Linked DNA regions of Homo sapiens: region 2 is linked to region 1. Evidence: chromatin loops called from intact Hi-C (ENCODE). Cell type or tissue: Panc1. All regions are shown on one strand. Links, peaks and the distances in the headings refer to the core of each region. The heading gives the core; the rest is flanking DNA.

Evidence for each region. Hi-C counts contacts between places; a loop is a spot of excess contacts. Peaks named below come from ENCODE experiments on the same cell type or tissue, not always from the same donor. Only the 100,000 strongest peaks of a DNase experiment are listed, where the experiment ranks them.
Region 2: it touches region 1 in a loop (3-fold over the local background); 10 of 110 quality-filtered maps call a loop at or near these places.

Annotation. Positions count from the first base shown.
Region 1 is chr7:36,657,621-36,660,545 of GRCh38, forward strand. It overlaps AOAH (acyloxyacyl hydrolase), which reads right to left. Exons shown (of 21, transcript NM_001637.4): 4 at 1,546-1,645. Among named protein-coding and RNA genes, the nearest start is that of AOAH-IT1, 59 kb to the left of the region's middle. In Panc1, for the core only: no CTCF peak of the experiment used is centred there; DNase peaks (open chromatin) are centred at 621, 1,211 and 1,631; H3K4me3 peaks cover 1,114 bases; H3K27ac peaks cover 2,500 bases.
Region 2 is chr7:36,491,202-36,494,126 of GRCh38, forward strand. No RefSeq gene overlaps it. Among named protein-coding and RNA genes, the nearest start is that of ANLN, 100 kb to the left of the region's middle. In Panc1, for the core only: no CTCF peak of the experiment used is centred there; no DNase peak of the experiment used is centred there; H3K27ac peaks cover 713 bases.

The DNA.
Region 1 (2,925 bases), core at 315-2,814:
AAGTGAAGGGGGCTGTCCAGGGAATCGTCACAGGCTGCCCAGCAGCACTGAATGCTAGCTGGGGTAGAAGGTGGCGGTTCCCACATGAAATCCTCCAATTCCCTTGCAGCCAGAGGCAGTCGAAATTTTACAGAGTTAGGAATTGAGAAGGGGGTCAGGGTAGGAAGACAAGGACATGAAATTTCAGAAGTAAACTCTAGAGAGTATAAAAATAAAGAATGCCATTTTAAATGGGACAATTTAAAGTTGAACTTTTTGCGACTATGTGTAGCTGTGGGTGTAATGTATACATGACATTATTATTTAAGGAAATCACAAAACCTGTGTCACTTGCATTTCTACACAGAGACCCATTTCTTCCTTGCAATATCAAACAGAAAATATTATGATATTATGATACAATAGTCACACGCTATTTGAACACATGAAAAGTTTTTTTTTTAATTAAAGTTAACTAACTCTTCTAGGTACCAGTGGAGCCTGCAGCTTCTCAGGTGGAATTAGGGGAAATTTAATTCGCACTTAGTCAGTGACAGAGGAAGCTTGAAATATACACGTTCCTCAGGTAGTTGCATCTCTTACTTCCTGCTCAAGGAGACAGGCTGATGTATTTAATACTGTCCATCAGCAAAATCATGGTCATTGGTTAGGCCACAAAGCACTAAAATGAACTTCATTTTAACATGAATAAAAAGGAAATTACAATTAAAATAGAAACCTATTGTGTTATATCCAGAAAAACTACAATTCAAGAAAGAAGGCAAAGAATTTTTTTTCACGGGCAGCTCCTGAAAATTAATATTCTGTGGCCTAACTGGATTCAATATTATCCTCTCATCCAGAGTGTGCGGAGGGAATTGTGTCAACATTTGCAGCCTCCTCTCCGCAATCTAATTAAAAGCTACACAAAATGATATAATGCACACAGGGTCCTCTGAACAGCTATCACTGAATAATAATGTTATCAATAATGATCATTTAGCAGTCATTTCTCTTAACACTTTAAAAACTGTATCAGTTATTGTGCTAAGCATTTTTTACATATTAGCTCACCGACTTCCCACAATAAACCACTGTGGGAGGTAGTTTATCATAACCCATTTTATGAGTAAGAGCAATAAGGCTCAGCGTAGGGTGACCAACTGCCCAGGATTTCCCAAGATGTGGGGCTTTCAGTGCTCATGGCAGGAAAGTCCTGGGCAAACTGGCATGAGTTGCTCACTCTGTGAGAGTGACTTGCTTGATTTTTAAGTGATAGGGATTTAAACCTCTGCGTCTCTTTGATCAGATTTCCTACCTACTGGCAGGCCAGCTCAAAATTACAGTCCACAATGGCTGAACAGCAAAGACATTCTTTCTAGCATGGTAGTATGGATCTAGGCCAAAATGCAGGAATATTATTTCTTGCGGGGTAATTGAAAATGTCATCTTGCCTCTCCCTGTCCCCAAAACACTGAGCGAGTAAAAGCTAAGCCTCCCTTTCTAACATTTCCAAAAGCCTTGCATGTCCCTGGAAACAGATGTTCAGAGTGATTACACACTCACCTTGGGAAGAGGGTAGAGATGACACAATGGTTGGCCAGTGTTCTGTTTACAAAACTCCAGAGTGTGACATACCACATCAGCATTCATATCTGCGCTAAGCCTGGAGGGAAACGGTGCAAAACAAAGGCTATTCAGATCTCTTAGGCATTAGGAAACAGAAGCTACTGCAAAGAAAGGTAAATCCCCAGAATGGATTCTAATACCCTCAACTCCTTGCAGAGTGGCCTTTGACCCCAATCCCGGGGAGCTGCTGGATGGTAATGATTTCCTGCCACTGTTGCTCTCTCCTGCATTTAGAATGAGGTCCTAAAGGCGAGGATGGGGCATGCACAGCACTGAGCTGCCAGTCAGCCTCTCACGCGAGTGCTGGGATTCTTTTCAGGCAAAGCCACACATAAAATTGGGAAAGAAAAAGTGGGCAGGGACGTAACTTGATGGAAACAATATTTTGAAGTTTGGGCCTTTGAAACATGGTAACCTTATAGTGAAAAATCATTTACGATATAGCCTTAAACACCTAACCTTACTTTCTTAGGCACAATCCAAACAATCTATTCTATTCCCTTATAAACATATTTCTTTTTTCTTTCTTTTTTTTTTTTTTTTTTCCTGCGAGAGGTCAGAGTTTTGTCAGGCCTCTGAGCCGAAGCTCGGCCATTATAACCCCTGTGACCTGCACATATCCGTCTAGATGGCCTGCAGGAGCCAAGAAGTCTGGAGCAGCCAAAGAAAAACTACAAAGAAGTAAAACAGCCAGTCCCTGCCTTAACTGAGTAAAATTACAATATTTTACTATCGTGACTTGTCCCTGCCCTATCTTAGTTGATCATTTGACTTTGTGACATTCTTCTTCTGGACAATAAGTCTTATGATCTCTCCACCATGTACCTTGCAACCCTCTCCTCTGCTAACAGTAAATAACTACCTTTTATTGTAATTTTCCATTACCTACCCAACTCCTATAAAGCAACCGCTTCCCCATCTCCCTTCGCTGACTGTCTTTTCGGACTCAGCCCACTTGCACCCAAGTGAATAAACAGCTTTATTGCTCACGCAAAGCCTGTTTGGTGGTCTCTTCACACGGACGTGCTTGACATTATTATTACTCAAATCAGTCTCCCCAATTATTTGGGAACAGAGTCTTTTGTTTGTTTGTTTTTGTTTTTTTGACGCAGAGTCTTGCTCTGTCGCCCAGGCTGGAGTGCAGTGGAATAATCTCTGCTAACTGCAACCTCCGCCCCCTGGGTTCAAGTGATTCTTCTGCCTCAGCCTCCCCAGCAGCTGGGATTATAGGCACCCACCACCATGCTTGGCTAAGTTTTATATTGTTTAGTAGAGATAGGGTTTCACTGTGTCGGTCAGGCTGGTCTCGAACTCTTG
Region 2 (2,925 bases), core at 183-2,682, 170 kb before region 1:
AATCTTTTTCTTCCCTGTTGTTTCTTTCTTGTAATGAAATTAGTAACTTAGCAAAAGCATGGACGAGAGCTCTTTTTATATACCTGTAAAAATATTGCAGGAAACAATAAACTTTGTAACATTTTAATGGACTAAATCTTTTATAGACTTTGAAGATTTGTTAGAAAAATTATTCATCTATAGGACTACATATACCAATATGTCATTCTTAAGGTGCTTTTAAAAGTCCTCCTTGGCTAATTTTTATGAAGGTAGATAGTAGATACACATATTCATGCGTTCACACACCCAGCCTTCCATCTGTCCATAATATTTATATGCAATGATATGCACAAACCATATGTGTTTCATTCCATGAGTTTCGGTAAGTGCATCTATTTATGTAACTGAAACCTTTATCAAAATAGATTATTCCAGAAAATTATTTCATATTGTTTCCCAGTCAATCTCCAGCTCTCCTATCCCCAAAACACTTTTCTGATTTTTTGCATCGTAGATTAGTTTTACCTCTTCCAGAATTTCATATATATATGCATATATATAGTCAACATATATATATTCAGCATAATTTTGAGACTCATTTATGTTGTGCATATCAGTAGTTGATTTTATATTGCTGAGTGGTATGTCATGTGTTTATATTGATGGACAACTGGACAGTTTCTAGGTTTTAGCTTTTATGAATGAAGCTGCTATGGGCATTGTTTTACAAGTCTTTCTGTAGACATGCGATAGTTGATATTTAGGGGAGAGCTTGCTGGGTCATAGGGTAGTGCATAATTAGTTTTATAAGAAGCTTTTCAAAAGTGCTTCTATATGAGAGCTTCAGTTGTTCTACATCCTTGCCAACACTTGCTGCTCTCAATCTTTTCATTTTTGGCCATACTGGTGGGTACGTAGGGGATCTCTGTGATTTTACATTGCATTTACCTGATGATCAAGAATGTTAAACACTGTTTTATGTGTTTTTTGGCCACTCCTGTATCTACCTTTGTAATGTGTATGTTCAAAACTTTACTCATTAAAAACATAGGTTGCCTCTTTATTATTGAGTTGTAGGAGTTCTTTAAATATTCTGGAGTCATTGTCAGACCTATGTTTTGTGAATATTTTCTCCCAGTCTGTGGTGTCTTTGAAGGAGCGAAAGTTTGAAATTTTGTCTAATTTGACAGAGTAATATTAATTCTTTCTAAAAATGAATTTATCAAGTTCTTTTTCATTTTTGGTTATTGTTTTTGTGTCTTGTCTAGGAAACTCCTGCCTACCCCTAAACTGGGAATATGTTTTCTTCTAGCAGCTTTTTAGTTTTGGCTTTTACATTTGATTCTATTATCTATCTTAGATTAATTTTTACATAGATATGATATAGAGGTAAATATTCATTAAAAACATCTGGTTGTTCCAATAGCATTTATTGAAAACACTTTTCTTTTCCCTTGCTTTCTTTGGCACCTTTGTAAAAGAATCAAAGAACCATATAAATGAGGTGTTTCTGGGCACCCTATTCTGCTTCCATTGAGTTAGTTGTGTGTCTCGATGTCAGTAACACTGTCTTGACTATTATAATTATATTACACATTTTAAGTCAGGTACTGAAACATCTCTACATTTTCTTTCTTTCTTTCCCCCAAAATTGCTTTGGCTAACTTAGGTTCTTTGTATTTCTCTGTATATTTTAGAATCAGCTTCAATTTAAAAAAAGCCTCTGGGATTATATTTAGGATTATATTTAATCTATAGATCAATTTTAGTAGAACTGACAACATTGAGCATTTAAATTTAGGAATACGGTATTAATGTAGATACATCCATTTATTTAGGTCTCTTAAACTTTCTTTCAGCAACATATGTTTTCTTTGTCTTTTTTTTTTTTTTTTTTTTTTTTTTGAGACAGAGTCTCCCTCTGTCATTCAGGCTGGAGTGGAGTGGCGCAACCTTAGCTCACTGCAACCTCTGCCTCCCTGGTTCAAGCAATTCTCTTGCCTCAGCCTCCCGAGTAGCTGGGATTACAAGTGCCCGCCACCATGCCCAGCTAATTTTTGTATTTTTAGTAGAGATGGGGTTTCACTATGTTGGCCAGGCTGGTCTCAAACTCCTGAACTCAGGTGATCCACTTGCCTTGGCCACCCAAAGTGCTGGGATTACAGGCGTAAGCCAGAGCACCTAGCCAGTTTTCAATATAGAGGTTTTACATGTCTTTTGTCAGTTTACTCCAAAGTATTTAGTGCCTTATGATATCATTTTAAGTGAAATTTTTAAGAAAATACACTTTCCAATTGTCTGGGCTGCAGTATGTAAAAATTACAGCTTTTAGCAGAATATAATTTTATTTTTATTAGAGAACTTCTTTTTTAGAAGCATAGACATTGCAGATTGTATAGGCAGCCATGGATAAAATTTAGTCCTTCAAATAAAATTCTAGCCTGAAGGTTAACAAGAATTGGATGACAGCTGCACATAGCCTGAATTCACATGGCTGGGCTTTTTTTTTTCTGCCTCTAATGCAGTGCACCATTGCAGCCTTTTTTTTTTCCCCCAGTGGACTCCTCCACTATCAACTTTCTTCCCCAGAGGAGTGGTACATTATTTGCTACAATCAATGAACCTACATTGACACATCATTATCACCCAAAGCCCAAATATTTTCTTTATGTTTCGTTTTCTTCAGTTTGAGTATGATATGCCTAAGTGTAGATTTTTTGACACGTTTATCCCTCCTTGGTGTTCTCTGAACTTCTTGGATCTGTGGTTTGGTGTCTGACATTAATTTGGGAATATTTGTCATTTTTGCATCAAATATTTCTTCTGTTCCTTACTCTTTTTCTTCTCTTTGTATTCCCACTGTAACTTATGTACAGTTCTTGGATATTCTGTTCCAGTTTCCACCCCCCACTTTCTCTTTTCAGTTTGGGAAGCTTCTGTTGA